2 separate regions of the Mus musculus genome follow, and region 1 is linked to region 2. A link is a loop called in an ENCODE intact Hi-C map of the cell type or tissue named here. Cell type or tissue: heart. All regions are shown on one strand. Links, peaks and the distances in the headings refer to the core of each region. The heading gives the core; the rest is flanking DNA.

Region 1 (9,182 bases), core at 827-8,826, 91 kb after region 2:
TAATAATAGATAAAACTTATATTTTCAATGCTGAGGTTTACTCTAAGTAATCTAAACTTAGCATGTGCAGTAATCATAAGAGACCAGGACTACCTCAGGATCTGGTAGAGCATTGCTCTTGAGATGTAGAAATGGCACCCACTCCATGTAGATGTGCGTGCCACTTTGCTTCTGACTGCTGTGATTTGAGTTTCTCTTAGTGCAGCGAGTCTGTGAGTTTTCTTTCTCCCAGTCTGCCCTCTGTACCAGTCAGTCTCTGTGCCCTGCTCAAGATGTTTGCCAGCAGCATGCCCTGCTTGCTTTCCAGCACCAAGCACAGATGGAGGCTTTGTCTGCAGTGTTGGTGATTTTAGCCAGGACTTTGCTGCTGCAGAATGGGGGGGCGGAGTTATGACTGTTTCCTTCTATTGAGCAGATAGGGGTTAGGGAGAGGGAGGGTGGGTGGGTGATTTCCCGGAATTTTAAGTATTCTGCACAATGAATCTTTTGATTTCTTTCTCAGGAACAGGGCGGATACCTGACCAACTCGTGATTCTAGACATGAAGCATGGAGTAGAGGCGAAAAATTATGAAGAGGTATGTACTGCTCCAACAGACAGGAGGGAGGAACGCTCGGGGCTGGAGGCTTCTGTGACCTAATCAGGCCAGTGGCCACACTTGGCCCACAAGGTTGTGGTTTTCTCAGCAGCCATGTGACAACCAGCTATGGTCCTGGTAATACAAAAGGTTGTATTAACAGACTTGAACAAATAATTCTGGCTGTGATTATAACCAATGAACTAAACCAGCTGTCTGTACAGTTGCGTGTTGCTATGGTAGAGTTCAGTCATGCCATTAGCATTCTGGGGCAGAACACACACAAACATGCACACACACACTTTTAAATAGAATTCTGTCAAAAGAAAGTTTTTTGTTTTTTAATTCCTAATATCATCCCCTTCTCTTCTCTAAAACAAGTAGGTGTATATCTTAGGGTTTAGACTCAAACGCTGGTTAGTCTTGAACAGCTGTGCTGTTTTTTGAGAAACAATCGCTAAAAAATAACTTCCAGTTAAAGTAAAGGAGGAAGGCTGGGTGGTACAAAGAGCTGTAAGAGAGTCAGACATTTTATTCTGGTAGGAAGTATTACAGAATGATATATAATATAGTTTGGTGTATCCTAACTATATGAAAAAACGTTGCTTAAAGTGATTAGGTAGAATTTGAAAAATGATGAACAGACATGGCTCGTCAAGATTTTGGGAGGAAAATGTCCTAAATTGGAAGCAGACAGGAAGTGATTGGCCATATGTGCATCAGGAAGTAACTATAAGTCCACAAAGTTTTTCCTCTTTTTTTCTTGTTCTTGTGTTCAATTGAGTGAAACCAAAGTTCCTTGGAAGTAGTCGCTAGAGCAAGCAGTGATACAGTAACGGATATCAGACAGTTCCCAGTGGAGGCTAAAGTGCTTGTATCTCCAGGCTTGTTTAGAGAGCCTCTTTAACTGATGAGTTTAAAAGTGAAAACACAAGTTTTCCAGTTCCTCAAGACAGCGTTTCTCTGTGTAGCCCTGGCTGTCCTGGAACTCACTCTGCAGGCCAGGCTGGCCTTGAACTCACAGGGCTCCACCAGCCTCTGCCTCCCAAGTTCTGGATTAAAGGTGTGTGCCACCACCACACAGAAAGTGAAATCTTAACTTTTCAAGATTCTGAAGAATCTTATTGACTGTTATAAGATAACTGTTAAACTGTTATTATGAGATATAAAATGCCTGGAAAAAATTTTTTGAGGAATTTTATATATATATATATATATATATATACACACACACACACAATGCATTTTGACTACATCCAGACCCTCTCAGACATGTCTCTTAACTTCATGTCTTCTTTTTTATAGCTCACTGAGTCTAATTCAGTGGTTCTCAACCTTCCCAATGCTGCAACTCTTTCATAAAGTTCCTCATGTTGTGGTGACCTCAACCAAAAAATTATTTTTGTTGCTACTTCATAACTAATTTGCTACTATTAGAATTGTGATGAAAATATCTGTGTATTCTGATGGTCTTAGGTGACCCCATGAAAGGATCCTTCGACACACGCCCTCAGGTGTTGTGACTACTGGTCTGGTTAGTAATGTCCTATGCACATGGCTATGGGGCATGGGCACCTACCAGTGACCACACTCCCAAAGAACACAGCCATCTACAGGCAGTAGGTCCTCAGCTAGGCTGTGCACTCCTGAGACCTTCCCTTATCTGTGCTGGAATTTTGACTAGCTTGATCTTGTTCAGGTCTTGTATAGCTGCTGTGAGTTCATGTTCACTAGGGCCATGTCATGTCTAAAACACAGCATTTCACAGCACCCCGTGTCCACTAGAGCTTACATTTCTTCTGACTCTCCCACTGTGTTCCCTGAGCCTTGGAGTGTTGAAGATATAGCTCTTTTGGATTACAAGAATAGGTACAGTGCTTGCACTGTGTTGTTACTGCTGCTTTTTCTACCCTTGGCTCAGTCTATGAAACAGAGACATTGCTTCCTACTATATGACTTGTAACTTTGTTCTGTCATTAAGCATCTGTGTATTAAATAACAGGGTACTGAAGCCCTGCTAAACCCGAGATATAGCATACTCTCCCCAAAACAATGGCGTTACTATGGCTTTGTATAAAGAATGGTATGAATGCCGCTGTCATACCACATACCACAGGAATCACAATTCCTGGCATTTCCGGTATCCTTAGGTGTTACTAACACTGGACAAGAATTTCATCTTTTTTGACCTTCTGCTTAATCTAAGAGGGGAATCCCTAGAGGAAAGGAACTACATCGCTTCCTTTGCCTGCTTCCTGCTTCGGATGTCTGGCATGTCCTAAGCTTTTTACGCACATGATTACAACACAGCTCTAAGGTTCTGCTTCCTAACCACGAACTCTTCCCCACCACTTTCTTTAATGACTTCCCTCCTCTCAGCTCCCAACACCAGCACAGATTGAGGCAAAGGCCTAGAGTAGCCATGACAGGCCAAAATCAGTCCCTTTAACTTCCTTCACATCCAACATCTCAAGAATGTGGACTCAGTTCCGAAGTCCTCTGCTGTCCTGTAGCATGCAGTAATGTCTTATTGTTTGAGACAGAACCTCGCCATGTAGCCCAGGCTGGCCTGGAACTCAACTGTGTAGGCCCCTAGGTGAGTTCAAACCTTCAATCGTTTCCATCGCAGCCTCTGAGGTATTAGGCCTGCCAGCCTGTATCACCACGGCCAGCTTACTCAGTGTCGTCATAGTGGGACAGAGCAGCACAGTAGCCTGTGTGAAATGTTAGGAGGGACTTAGTAAAATTGTTATATAGTCTTAATATAAAGTATTTTATACTTGGGAGACAAATACTGGCTGTAATATAAAGAGAAAGAACACTGTACACTGAAAGAGACACAAGGGACCATCTATGCTTGGTCCCTTGTGTCTCAAGGACTTCTGCTACTGCCTTGCCTCTGCTCCTTAGATGGCAGCATCTCTATATCTTCAGGATGCAAATCTACCCTTTTTTTTCCCCCTAATTTTGTTTTTAAAGCAACTTGTTCTTTCGTGAACTGGAGTAGCTGTTTGCAGAGATAGACTCCCTGATTGTGTAACTGGGGGGACAAAGGCAGCTTGTCCCCTAACTCCTGACTGCGTGTGACCTTTCTTTTTGTAGATGTCCGAATTTTCAATAGGAGGAAGTCCTGTTTTGACTAGATTCTATTAAGCCTGCCGTTCTATCAGAAGGTGCCCCCAAACATAGTTGAGGCCACAGCTAAAGAAAGAAAACCAGAACCAAGTGTTCTGAGTGCCATAGGAAGGAGGGCTCTGCTTCCCTGTACCAGTGGCACAGTCTAAGTGACAGGACGGGACAGGACAGGACAGGACAGGAGTAAGGCACTGGAACGGAGGCTAATGGAGAACCATCCTGGACACTCTCAATGAGAGCTTTCAGGTTCAGTGCCTGGGGTTGGCACTGCTATGTGAAGCCAGCTCGGGCAGCCTCTTGGCCCTCTGAACTGCTGTGAACAGGCTTGTGATTGGTGCACCTCCCCTGTGCTGGAGATTGGTCCTTGAATCTTGTTCTTTCTGTTTACCTGTGTTAGACTTCATGTCCCTCACATTTATTGTTTAGCCTTTGGAGCTTATAGGAACTGATTTGGGTTTTTGAGGCAGGCCATGAAGGTAGCAGATTAATTTGACTGGAACAGGAGGCTTTCCTGTGGATCTGGAAGCAGTTGAGCTTATTTAGTTTTAGTTGTTTGCTTGCAGATTAGTGATCTCAGTACCTCTCAGATGAGTCTGGGTACTCTCTGGATTTAAGCTGTGGCATCAGAGTGGCAGGCATAGATGCATTTTAGGAAAAGCTTAATTTATTGATGCTCTGAAGGTACATAGACAGGGAAAGTCCACATAGCTTTAAGTTTTTTCTAAGCAATATGAACTAGTCACGTTAGAGTGGTAGATGTTGAGGGCTTTCTCTGGGCAGTGGGCTTTATGGAGAAAGGATGCAGAGTACTCTGATCACAAAGCACTTGCTTAAGGAGCCACAGTACTTGAGAAAATGGGCTCCTTTGAAGCCAGTGCTGCATACTAGGTGCCTGGCTAGAGATTCCAGAGCCCATCTTAGTCTAATCGGGTCTGCCACTGAAAATTGTAGTCTGCCACTAAAAAGTGAGTTTCTGTGGAATGCTTAGTTTCCTCCTCTGTAAAGTGATGGACCCATAAAATGAGTACCTAGTTCCTCTAATACTCTGTGATTATTTAATGGCTATACACAATATATCAGGAGAACGGCACCCCCTAGTGGAATATTTGTTTCACATTGTCATGGCCTGCCTTATTTTCTGCCTTGGAAGAAAAAAGCAGAGTACTGGGCTGTCTTCATGAAACATACAAGCTGGTGTTCTTCTAGAACTTGGAGCATTAAGTCAGGCATTTAGACAAGCGGAACAGTTGTTGGGGGTGGTGGTAGGTTTTCATTTTCTTTTAAACAAGTGTTAAGTTTACTTACTTGCAGCACTGGGGCTCAAACCCAGGGCTTTGTGTATGCTCGTGAAGCTTGGTCCCAGCCTTGAGAGTTTACTTTTTATATTTGAACTGACTAGTGTTTAGTCCTGGGCAAGTGAAGAGGGTCTCCTGGAGGACGCACTTGGAATTTCTTTTAAGGTTTTATGCTTTTGCCTGCAAGCATGAGAGTAGCAGCAGTGGAGAACTGGACCATTCTCTAACCTTGCTAGTCTGAGAAATCTAACCAGACCCTGCTGACCTAGTATAATAGTTCACCTTTTATCCATCCATTTATTTATTGGTTGGTTGGTTGGTTGGTTGGTTTTTAATTAGGGTCTCATGTAGCCTAGGCTCTCTGTAGACTTATTGTGTGGTAGCCACAGCTGCTCTAGAGCCTCAGATCCTCCTGATTTACCTCCCAAGTACCGGCGTGTGTGTATTTATTATATAAAAATATAATAGTGTAATGCATATATATATATATATATATATATATATATATTTCTAGCTGTTGGAGCACAACCACAGTTTCAGTTCCAGTTCCTTTTTGCAAGTTTCTATTTAGGGACCCTTAAATAATTGATGTCTAAGAAGTTTCATACTGTTGCCTCTCTGTCTCAGTCAGGAAGCTTTGGATAGGGAAGTGCAGAGCAAGAGGAAGATGTTACGCAGACTACGCTTGGTTTATTATATGTCTTATTAGTACCTTTTCCTTGGGGTTTTTATTTGTTTGGTTTTGAGTTTTTTGTTTTTGTTGTTGTTTCGTTGAGACGAGATCTCACCATGTAGCCTGTCCTGGAACTCACTATACAGACCTGACTGGCTTTGAACTCACAGAGATCTGCCTGCTGCTGCCTCCCAGGTGCTGAGATTAAAGACATGTCCCACTGCTCCCAGCTTTCCTTGGGGAATTTTGTGCAGATAAATACTAGGTGAATGGCAACCCTGGACTCTCAACTAGAAAAGCTATAAAACTGTACACTGTTTATCTTCTAATAGGGTGTGAAAAACCTTATGCTGAGTTGGTAACTGTAGCTGCCTCTGGAAGGGAATTGAAGAGCGGTCAAGGTAGATTTAGGGTCGTTTTTAGCAAATGTATGATTTCTCTTGGCTCTGAACATAATCAAGTCCAGTGTTGTATGACTTAGATATGCAAAACCCTGTTAGTTTTTGGTTTTGGTTTTGAGCTCCTCTGTGATACTGCAGGAGCACATGCTTCCTCCTTCTGCCTACATTCACCTAATATGACTCTCGAAGCTGCCATGCTAGCTATAGTGTCAATTGCCTACCAAAGGATGAAAGGGCAATGTAAAGTGCTGTACTACAGTCAGGAATGTGGAGGGACAGGACCTCCTCCTTCACAGCCTTCCACTGAGCTGTTCTGTTTTGCTGGAAGTGGTGCACAGGCTCTGTCTCCTCGTGTCTCCACCCTACAATGCAAAGTTGAAGTTTCGAGAATGCATCACCATGCCCAGCTTTTAAAAACATGGATGCTGGAGATGAGTGCAGGTATTCTTGCTTGCATAGCAAGTGATCTTACCACAGAGCCATTTACAGCATCTCCCTAGCCTTGTTGTGAAGTCTTTTTTATACACTCAGCTGACCTTGTCCTGGAGATCTCCCTGCTCCTGCCTTCTGAATGCTGGGTTTACATGAATCACTACTACACACATCTTAAAGAAATCTTAATTAAAATTAAAGATCTAAGGTGGAAAAATATAGTTTGTAGAGAAAGGTAGAAAGCCAAATTTTAAAATATCTTAGAATGATTGACAGAGATTTGAATGTGTACACAGACTCGTAGATGGTGCATTCTGCTCACACCCCTCCCCCACTTCTCTTGGGCTCCTTCCCACACTGGCTAACTCCTGCCCTCACTACTTCTTTACGGGTGCAGTGCAGTGCAGGCTGTAAGGAGGAGACTCTGCTCCTCCAGATGGCTTTGTTTTGTGCTTTGATGTTCTTTACTTAAGCAGTTTTTTCAGGGAGTTGGATCCAATTCTGATCTTTTCCAGATTGCAAAAGTCGAGAAACTCAAACCACTGGAGGTGGAGTTACGACGGCTCGAGGACCTTTCCGAGTCCATTGTTAATGACTTTGCCTACATGAAGAAGCGGGAAGAGGAGATGAGGGACACTAATGGTGAGTGGGGTAGCTTTCATTTCTCAGTGCGTGAGCTGTAAAGGAGACAGATTCTGGACACTGAATGCTAACGTACACATTTCTCAGTTTGGGAAAAGTGGAATATGATTTAGGGAAATAAAATTGCTTCTCTAGGGCTATTGTAACTAAAAGGTAAATCAGCTGGCTAGGTTTTCAGAAGAATGACATTTCCTTTGGTGATATGTAATGACTATATTTTTGGTTAGCTTGTAGCAAAGTATTACCAACTTGTAATTTTTAACATTTTAAATGGGATTAAAAACAAAGCAAAAGGAAACAGGGCTAGAGATGGAACTCAGAGCCTTGTGCATGCTAAGAAAGTGGTGTACCACTGAGGCGGCTATAGTTACCAACTCAGCATAAGGTTTTTCAGATCCTATTAGTACAGTTTTAGAGTTTCTTATCGGGATCTTGCTATGTAGCCCAGGCTGGCCTGGAATTCAGGATTCTCCTGTCTTAGCCTCTCAAGTGCTGAGATCACAGGTGTGTTACCATACTCACTTTTGCTTGCTTGCTTTAATTGTTTGAACTCTGAGACCTATGGACAGAATGAGGCTAACTAATTGTCTTTACGCCCTAGCCATTGTTTAGCCAAACTGAAGCAACTTAACTTCATTCCATTTACAGTGTTTTTGCATTGTTTTGTTTCTTTAGAGTCCACGAACACCCGGGTCCTGTACTTCAGCATCTTTTCCATGTTCTGCCTCATTGGACTAGCCACCTGGCAGGTCTTCTACCTGCGTCGCTTCTTCAAGGCCAAGAAGTTGATAGAGTAATGAGGCTCAGTGTTCTGTCCCCTAGAGCCAGCAGAACATCGCTGGGACATGCCTGGCCTAGCCCAAGGCCATTCTACTAACAGTACCATCAAGGCACAGCTGAGCTTTCTTGCCAGAACTGATACTTTTGGTATGAGAGCACATGGGCACCACCTATACCCAACAAGTCAATGAGGACTTTAATGCAGTAGGATTTGGACTGGTTTTGCAACAAGATTATTAAAGTCGCCTATGGAAAGAAAACAAAATAAAACAAAACAACAAACCGGGGTTACCTAGATAACGCCAAAGCCAGCCTTCGTCCTGGGTCGCCCGCCTCACAGGATCTGTTTGAGCTGTTTGCTTTTTCTCTCCCACCTGCTCATCGCCTTGTCCTTCACTCTAGTTCTCCTCCCAAGATTTCTCTGACTGCGGTCAGCTCTTTCATATCAGTTGTCTCTTTGGTTTCCTTGTGAAAACACCTTGAACTTCTCTTGGTCCTTAGATGAAATGTTTACATAGCTTCTGGTGATATCCTTCATAATTTTATGTCTCCTAAAAGGGTCATGGGTGGGACACATTAAAAGGTGAGCTTTGAACTGTAGATAATCTCTTAAAAAAATCTCATTTTAGACCATTAAAATGTTTGTGCTCAACTGCTTGAAGTCCTTGTGTATGTGTGTTTAGTTCTGTCCAGTTTATCACTTGTAGATCCTGTCGATCATTTCCAGGTAGAGTAGTTCCATCCCATGGTCTTCATTTGCAGTGTTGCAGCTAGCCACTCCCTTCTCCACCCCCCCCCCCACCCCCCCCCCGCTCTGGCTCCCTAATCTGCTGCCCTGTTCTGAACTCTAACTCTGTTATGTAAATGGGTCATCTAGAGTGTAACCTTTGGAGGTTGGCTTTCTCCACTCAGCATAATTCCCATGAGGTGCCTCTCCAAGGCGGTGCACATCCTGGTTTTCCTCCAGGCTATGGATGGTACTGCATTGTGCTTAAAGGTCATGTGGGTGGCCTGGGGATTGGGCCTAACTATTAAAGTTCTTAGGTGAATGTAAGTTTTCATCACTCCGGGATAAATACCTAAGAGGGCCGTTGCTGTGCTGTGTAGGAAGCACATGGAGTTCTAAAGGAAGCCTCCCTGCTCTGTCTAGAGTGGCTGTATGGCAGGTTACAGCTCTACATTCTCTGTGGTCTTTATCATTGCTATTTTAACTTCTCCCCTTGAGTGGATGCCTGTAATATCTCATTA
Region 2 (9,182 bases), core at 453-8,452:
AACAGAAACTAACCTCAAGTTGTTGTCTGCAAAACATCTGTAGGCAAGGTGGTTTGCAGGGATGACACCCCAGTAAGTTAGTGACCAATCGATCCCAAGACATGTAGAAAACAATAGCATCCTCAGAGGATGAAGGGACAGTGGGTGGCATTAGCCTCAGAGTATCGCTAAGCTTCAAGCCCGTTTGGTCGTTGGTTGAGGGTACCTGCCCTCACCGCTCCAGACATGTTGGGGAGGGACTATGTATCAGGCCCATTTTTATTTCCGGAGCCTAGTATGGCTTGCCAGGCTCGGGCTAAGTGCTCAAGGCACATTAACTGAGTGAACACATTAAGGGAGCACTTGTTGACTACTCAAGGGCAGGGCATCCAGTAGTGAGACTCATCCCAGTGCTGTGTGGAGAGGCTGTGAAGCTTTGCGGGTGACACGGCTGACCTGGATTCATAAGCGTTCATCCCCAGTGATGTCATGCTGACGTTCATACACAGGATTTCCACACATCTGCTCTCATCTGCCACACTGGGGTGGAACCCACACCCTGCGCAGCACCAATAGTCAGGGTTTTTTTTGTCATCGTTGTGGTTGTTGTTTTGTTGTTTATATGTTTATTGGTTACATCCAGGGCAGTACAGAGTGATGGTTGCTGATTTGGGATCCGATTTTGGGATCTGGAGCCAGTCTGTCTTTGTTCAGATCCTAGCTTTGTCATTCACAAAATCTGTGGCCTTAGGCATGTTATTTAACTTCGCAGTGGGTTCAGGGCGTGTTTGCCCAGCAGTTAAAGGGGGATGCTTACCTACTTGGGGGGGGTATGCGGTAAAGGTGTGAGGCTTGCATGAGGTGACCGGTATAAGACATTCAGCAGAACAGGTAGAAAGCCAACGGGTACCCTGACTGTAAAGAGCCCAGTTGTTTGACCCTTTAAAGATGGATCAGATAACAAGGTCACTCACACCTTTAATCCCAGCACTTCCAAAGCAGAGGCATGCAGATTCTGTGAGTTTGAGCTAGCCTGGTCTACATTCTAGGCTAGCTGATGCTACACAGTAAGACACTGTCCTAAAAAAAAAAATCTCTTTCTTTTGGGCCTGGCGCCAGCATGATGGGCAAGTGTCGTGGTCTCTGAACTGCCCGGAAGCTCTGCAGTCACCGACAGGACCAGAAGTAGCATGATAAGCAGTACAAGAAAGCCCACTTGGGCACAGCCCTGAAGGCCAATCCGTTTGGGGGTGCCTCTCATGCAAAGGGAATTGTGCTGGAAAAAGTAGGGGTTGAGGCCAAACAGCCAAATTCTGCCATCAGGAAGTGTGTCAGGGTGCAGCTCATTAAGAACGGCAAGAAGATCACAACGTTCATACCCAATGATGGAACTTCATTGAGGAAAATGACGAAGTTCTGGTTGCTAGATTTGGTCGAAAAGGTCATGCTGTAGGTGATATTCCTGGAGTCCTCTTTAAGGTGGTTAAAGTAGCCAATATTTCCCAATGTTTTGGCTCTATACAAAGGCAAGAAAGAAAGGCCAAGATCATAAAGTTTAACAATGGAAACACGGTAATAAATTTTCATATTCTGAAAAAAAAATCAAGATCAGATTGCTCAGTGTGGGGGCACAGACCTTTAAAATCCCAGAGTCTGAGGTAGGAGGATCAGTAATTCAAGGCCATTGTTGGATACATAGCAAATTTGAAGACAACTACCTGAGATTCTCTCCCCCCAACCCCACAAACCAAAATAAACACACAAATTAAAAAGAAAGTCTTTAAATGACAACACAGGATCCTATCCTGGTTTTTGCCCATTGTGCCCCGAAAAGCCAGTTAACTGCTGATCTTGAAATAGCACACAGGTTGAGCACAGGAGCTATTGTTTTAACTTGCTCTCATCCCTGGATGGTGTTCCAATTCATTATTAGTTTCTTGGCAGTTGAAGTACATGCCTTTCTGGGTGATGGTAACACGGCCTAAAACACATAATCCTTTAATACCCACCCTCTCTGTGTCCCTTCTCTTTAATACCCACCCTCTCTGTCTTCCGATCTTCTCTCTTTCCCCTAAGTGGCCCAGCGTCATCTCATTTAAAGTGAACTATTCCAGCCCCTGCAGCTGTTGTAAAGCCATGGACTAGGGTATCAGCCCTCTTCCAACCTCTTTCCTGCAGGCTCCCGATCACATGGCTGCTCTTTTCTCCTCTCTGTCAAAGCAGGAGAGCTGTCGAGATGCATAAGCCTCAAAAGGAACTGTTTAAAATTTTGAAAATTTCTCCCAGATGCCAATTCTATGCCCACGTTCCCACAGCCAGTTTACTCCTGGGATACTACCACCCTGGTTCTACCTTCAGGAGGCATCTCTGAGTGTGAGAGCAAAGGGTTTAGGGTAATATTTATGTGTATGTGCATGCACACATTGATGATATGCCATCACAAAATTATTCCCATCACGTGTATCAGAGGTTAAATTAAGTAACCTAAATTAAATAATGCATTTACAAACCCAATTTGTAGTTGGGGGTTTCCTCTGGTCTTCCCTTGGCTTTTTTAGATGTATACATCTCAGATGTCCCTAGAATTGATGAATTCCTTGACCCTGGTTTGGTGTAATTGGGTCAAGCACTGGGTGCTCCACACTTTCTCCTGTGCCTCAGTCCCTGAGGCCAGCATCGTTAGGGTGTGACCTGGGCAGAGATGGCAGCCAGCCCAGTGATGGAGCTATGACGTCCTCACCACCATCATCTACCCACGTCCTGGGACTTAAACCCAACCTCACTCGTGCTAGGCAAGTTCTACTGCTGAGTTTCAGCCCTGGCACTCCCTCGTTTATTTTTTATTTTGGGAGAGTCCTGCTAAGCCACTCAGGTAGGCCTTCAGCTTGCAATGGTCCTGTTTCGGCTTCCCGAATCCCTGGGATCACTGATATGCAGCACCGGGTCGCACTGGCTGGAAGTTCTGATGCTCATGGTAGAGTCATGACTGGTTGGGTAGATCCGTGGTGGAACTGAAGTATGGCATGGTGGGAGCATGGCGCTCTCTGGAAAGGACTGTGAGATCCATATGCACGTTGTACACTCTACTCCATGAATTAGTTGGGACGGGGCACAGAAAAGGCAGATGCTGATTGGTCACATGGGCCATCTCGCGCAGCATAGCACCCGTGTAACACAGTGATTGACTATCTCTGTTGTTGTCCCTCCCCTTAGGGTTTGGAGGCAGATAACTCAGGACGTCCTATATTCTTTGTCAGATTTCTCAAGACAAAGCACACTGACACTGCCCGCAAGCTCAGTCTCTAGCTCCTGTGACACAGAGGAAACTTTACTGCGGAAATGTGGCTTCTGCTCAATGCAGTCATTCATTCAACAGATACTTGCTGGGCAGCCTGAGTGGTAGACTAAGTGAGAACTAATCTAGATGCCCATGGTCCCGGTGGGCTGCAGAGTACTCAACTAAGTACTCAGGCAAAAGGCAAACAAACATGCCAGCGGAGAGCTCCTGACCCAGGGCAGGAAGAGTTAAAACAACTTATTTGAGTCAGCATCAGAAGGAAAAAAAATGGGAATTTTCCAGGAAAAAAAAAAAAACATGATAGCACACCTTAACTCTAATATCTGGGAGGCTGAGTCAGAGGATAACAAGTTTGAAGCTAGCCTTGGCTACATTGCACGGGCGCACTCACACAGATACTACTAACAACAACAATAGGAAGGGCATTCCAGACAGATGGAACAGTCTATACTCACACACACAGAAGACAAGAGAGTTGAGAACGATCAGTGTAAGGTGGTAAGGAGCGACCTGGAGACTTTCACAGGGATGAGTTACTCGGGAAGGTGACTATAAAAGTTAAGCCAGAGCCAAGAATGATGGAATGCACGCTTTAATCTTAGCATGCAGGAGGCAGAGGCAGGCAGAACTCTGTGAGTTTGGAGCTAATTTAGTTCGACATTGCAAGCTCCAGGCTAGCCAAGGATACAAAGAGCAAGACATTGTCTCAAAACAAACAAACAAACAAACAACTCAGAGACTTAGGCTGCAGGCCTCAGAACTCCATGTCTGATGGCAGTGTATTCAGGCCTGCTCCTGAGGGGAATGGAGTAATGAGGAACGGAGGCAGGAGTATAAGTTCGAGGCTAGTTTGGGTTGTATAATAAGGGGCTCAGGGGAGATAGGCACGGAGACACAGACAGAGAGACAGAGGCACAGGACACAGAGAGACAGACATAGAGACAGAGACAAAGACACAGAAAAAGAGACACACAGAGACAAACAGACACAGAGAGATACTGATACTGACTCATTAATGGGCAGGGGTAGATGAAAGGCATTAAGTAGTTCACCAAGGTGAGGGGCCACCTCCCAGCCTGGAAGAAGGGGAAAGGAGGGCACACGTGTCCAAATTCCACCCAAGTCCATTATTAATAAGCCACAGAGTGATTCATCTGTACCTTCCCCATTCCTGGCTTCATTTCCCCATCCGGCCCCTGCGAACCCTGTCTTTGATTCTGGTCCACTTCCCTTTCCTCCTTCTCTTAGCTGCTCCCGGCACTAGAACTCTCTGGGGCCCCGCTCCTTTCTGCCTTTTGGCGCTAATTGCCAGACTCCCCTGGCTTTCTTTGTGGAAAGCTTTAGGTTATTCTTTCCAGAAATCCTCAGAAGCGCTTCGGCCAGTGGGAAAGGAGGATCAACTCCTTTCAAAGGGCAGCTGAGAAATAAGGCAGCCGTCAAGTTACGACTTATGGGAACTCCATGGCCACAGCTGCTGCCAATGACGGGAACCAAACCAACAGCAGGAGCCCTGGCCCTGGGCCTCCCATTCTGGCAGCTCCCAAAGCCAAGATTTGAACCTGCCAAGTCTGTGTGCCCCTGGGCAATACCTTATGGGTCCCGTCATGTCACTCAGAGCATGCCCATGGAGATTAAGAACGGGAAACGTGTGGCTCACTGAGAACGGTCGTCGTCTGCTCACCCTGCTGGTTATGGGAAGCAGGACAGACTGGGAGAAGCTCTCTGAGCCCTGTCACTCTAGCTTTGTGTGAATGACACACAGTTTGAGAACACCCTAGTACTTTCAAGGGTGTCCTAGTGAGATTCTGTTATATGTTCATCTATCAAAATGTATATATCTAAAAAGAAAAGATTTAATCTCAGAGGAAGTCCAAAGACAGTTTGTCTATAGAGCTGATTGAATCAAGCGAGCGGGAATCTTTAAGAAGGTGGACAAATTCCCAGCAATGTGAGGGATGTTTTGACCTATAAGGAAAAACTTTCCAAGCGAGATTATCCCCATTGGTGTGGGCAAGGCAATCTTCTGTCACGGCCCATCTCCAAAAGAGACCATCTCGTTTGTTCATGCAGCAGCAGCTGCTAATGTCAGATAAAAAAAAAAAATCCTACCATTCCAAAGCAAAACCGTTTGTGTATAATTCACGAGCCCCTTAGGTTCCTTTAAAATGAAAAGAGTTACCAAAATAGAAATTGTTATCACCATGCCAACAGCAGACCTACAACATCAGCTCACAAAACATTCTGTCCTAAAGCTCAAAGCCAGACCCTCATGTTTCTCCATCAGAAAGAGCTTTCTATTTCCTTCCAGAACAAGCCTCTTTCCCTTACAATGCCCTTACCGGATAGTATAGTCAAGCTGGCAGGAACACACACACACACACACACACACACACACACACACACACACTCCTCCTCAGCACACACCTCTCCTCATTCCCCAAGAGCTCTGTGTGTGTGTGTGTGTGTGTCTGAGCTGATGACATATTATGACAGCATGCTCAAGAGTGAGACTCAGCCTCAAAGCAATGCAGGTCACGGCAATAGGCTTTATATAACCCAGAGCTGCAGAGAGACCCAAAATAGCATCTTCCCTGCTGCTCAGTTAGTCTCCTCCATCAGCCAGGGATAAAATTAGAGCAGGCGCTGACGTGCACCTGCGTGTGCAGAGGGACTCCAGGGAGACAGAACAGACTCAACACTCTGCCATCAGCTGAGAAGGCTGCCAGATTTTTCAGACCCCAATCTGTCACCAGACGGAGCCGTGTGTGTATGTGTGTGCGTGTGGGTGTTCGTTGGTGTAAATGTATGCCATGTAGAGACCTGCTCTGAGGACAGCGTGTGAAAAGACTGGCCTGGGAGCTGATAGCAAGGAGCTTGGCTGTGTGGGACTATGCAGGAGATGTTTCAGGCTATTTGGAAGGAAGTTGGTTCCCGTACCGGTCTCAAGTTTACCTTGCAGTTTCTTTTCTCGGACCCACACACTTCTCTCTGACCCAAGGAGTGGGAAGGCTGGCCCCTTTGAAACCTCTTTCTGCAAACAGATAAGCCTGACTGTGTTTTGTTTTGCTTTCAGCTGAACCAAACACATGGAATCTGGAGGTTAAAAGACTGCCAAGAAGTCAAGGGGAGAGAGAAATGAGGATGGAAAAGGAAACTCTGCTGTTCTGTGGCCTTTGGGGCTTTGACCTCGTCTGGAAGCCATAAACACTGCTCTCAGGTGTGGTGGGCAGAGATATCCAGCTTTTTGCTCTGTCTGAGAGGAGGCTGGGTAGAACCTTTTGACATATATATATGGTTTGTTACTGCATCAGTGAATACCAACCAGGTACTACCTCCAGGCTGACCCCAGAGACCAGAAAAATAGTACAGGCTATACGGGATGAGTCGATGGTTGTTTATTTGTGGTTGTTTTGCTCTGTCTTGACTGCTAGGGATTGAAACCCAGGCTTTGTTCAAGCCAAGCATGCTCCCGGTCTATAGACACTCAAAGTCTGCTATTACACGTTCATTTGGGGGGACTTTCTGTCTTTGGGCCTCCTTTAAACATATTTAACCATTGGACATGGTTTACTGATCCCTGACTAAAGCCAAAATAAATTCTAGGTAAATGTTTGTGGGGCCCAAGAACAGATTAATATCAGCTTTCAGAATCAAAGCAATACACATATGATTAATAATATATACTATATTTTTAGGCATGGTCTCATTATGTATCTCTTGCTGGTTTAAACTTACTATGTAGACCAGAATGGCCTAGAACTCAGAGCTATGCCTGCCCCTGCTTCCTGAGTGCTGGGATTAAGGGCGTGTCACCACCACATCTGGTTGTCATTTTTGATTTTCCAAGGTGGCAAACTTACTATATAACATCAACCAATATCCACGATCCCCCTGCCTCTGACTGCACTGCTGGGATTACAGGTGTGCACCACTCCATCTAGCTTAAACAGCTTTTTATAAGAACCCCCTCCAAGTTTTTCCTTACAGTTAGTGTGTGTGTGTGTGTGTGTGTGTGTGTGTGTGTGTGTGTGTGCGTGTGTGTGTGTGTAGGTCAGAGGACAACTGTGGGAGTTGGCTCTGTTCTTTCACCGTATGGGATCTGAGAATCAAATGCAGATCATCAGGCTTGGTGGCGAGTGCCTATGCACTGAGTCATGAGCCAACCCAGATCTCCCATTTTTAATTAGTAATTTAGCAATAAAAATGACCTGATTAAGCTACATAATGACTTCCAGGCCATTCTGGCCTGGGATGTAGAATTAGAGTCTGTATCCAAAGAGAGATCACGGGTGAGGAGGGAAACCGGGGAGGAAAAGTGAAAGGAAGAGAGTGGAAGAGGGGATAGAAAAGGGGGCTGGGAGGAGAGAGATCTGACCACCCCCCCAATTCCTCACTTTTGGCACCCCAAATCTTATAGCTACCAAGACCCCTCTCAGATACACTGTCCACCCGTTCCCTCTAGCTCTTTATTGTTACATAGATTGAGAGGCATCTCTGGTTTCTTCTGCTCCTCTCTGATCTGCTGTGCTCTGGCTTCTCCACGCTTCCCCGAAACTGACTCAGTAGGCAAAGCTCTGCTCGCCTTTGTAAGGCAGGGTGTGATGTGAGTGAGCATGGATACTTAGTAGACCAACAGAGCTGTGATGAGCCGGCCTGATGCCTGAGCTCAGCAGACCCCCACTTGGGAGGAAGGAACGTCTCTCAGGAGCTGGGCTGTAGACAGGATAGAGCAATGGAGTGTGGGAAGCTTCAAAGTGGAGCTCCTGCTGTTGGGCAGCTTCAGTCTTTCAGCCTACCTTGTGTGGTCATCGTGAATAGAGACAAAGAACTAATTGAGAGTGCAGGGGATTTGCCTACCCTTTCTGTGGCCCCTTGCTTCCCAGCTGGGCACCAGCCCCTCTCATAGCCCCTTTGCTGCTGAATATATCATGTATCCTGCATCCTGTTCCTTTATCCCCCTTTGCTCAAGAACAACTCTGGCTAATCAGCCCTACCTCCCCACCCCCACAGCCCTGACTCCCCTTCTTTGCTAACCCAGGGAACTTAAACTCATTCTTCCGTGTTGGACAGATGGCTCAGTGGTTAAGAGCCCTGGCAACTCTAGCAAGGCAGCCTGGTTAGCTCCCCGGCATCCTTAGGATGGTCCACAATCATCTGTAACTCTAGTTCCAGTTCCAAGGCCCTCGGACTTCACAGGGCATCAGGCACACCTGTGGCACATATAGATACATGCAGGCTAATACTCTTACACATGAAATAAACATAAGCTTCAAATTTATTTTAAAAAATGTATTCTAAGCCGGGCGTGGTGGCACATGCCTTTAATCCCAGCACTCAGGAGGCAGAGGCAGGCAGATTTCTGAGTTCGAGGCCAGCCTGGTCTACAGAGTGAGTTCCAGGACAGCCAGGGCTATACAGAGAAAACCTGTCTCGAAGAACCAAAAAACCAAAAAAAAAAAAAAAAATGTATTCTATGATGCACAGTGAAATGTGACTTTCCCTGACGCCTGTCCTTCCCTCCCTGGTCCTAGGGGACAGGACACTCAGGTGGCCCTTTAGATTTCTGCCTCTGGTATGCATCATGTTTAATCTCTTTCCCTTGAGTATGGTTTGAAAGCACATCTCACTCTGGATTGTGGCAAGGGAGCTTTGCTGGTGTAGTGAAGGCCCTTGCTCATGTGATTTGGAGTTCATTGAAAGATTATCTGGGTCTCAGCTAATCAGGTGAGGTAATGGGCCTCTTCCTGGAGTCAGAAAGAATTTCCTGGTGGCCTTGAGGAAGTCAACTACCAGGCTGTGAGGGGACATGTAGAGGAGCCACAGGACAAGGACAAGGCACGTGTAGGTGCTAAGAGTCGTCCCCACTGACATCGAGTAAAGCAAGGATCTAACCGTGGAAGGCAGC

The links. A loop is a pair of places that touch in the nucleus more often than their neighbours do. Peaks named below come from ENCODE experiments on the same cell type or tissue, not always from the same donor. Only the 100,000 strongest peaks of a DNase experiment are listed, where the experiment ranks them.
Region 1: it touches region 2 in a loop (2.4-fold over the local background); 1 of 42 quality-filtered maps calls a loop at or near these places.

The regions. Positions count from the first base shown.
Region 1 is chr12:85,342,197-85,351,378 of GRCm38, reverse strand. It overlaps Tmed10 (transmembrane p24 trafficking protein 10), which reads left to right. Exons shown (of 5, transcript NM_026775.4): 3 at 503-576; 4 at 7,028-7,154; 5 at 7,830-9,182. The coding sequence ends at 7,951. Among named protein-coding and RNA genes, the nearest start is that of Nek9, 7.4 kb to the right of the region's middle. In heart, for the core only: a CTCF peak has its summit at 4,818 (motif pointing left); DNase peaks (open chromatin) are centred at 2,858 and 4,828.
Region 2 is chr12:85,433,012-85,442,193 of GRCm38, reverse strand. It overlaps Gm40477 (a long non-coding RNA gene), which reads left to right and starts at 5,737. Exons shown (of 3, transcript XR_872875.2): 1 at 5,737-6,052; 2 at 6,351-6,494. It also overlaps the pseudogene Gm46370. In heart, for the core only: a CTCF peak has its summit at 4,953; DNase peaks (open chromatin) are centred at 4,803 and 5,943; H3K4me3 peaks cover 997 bases; H3K27ac peaks cover 4,634 bases.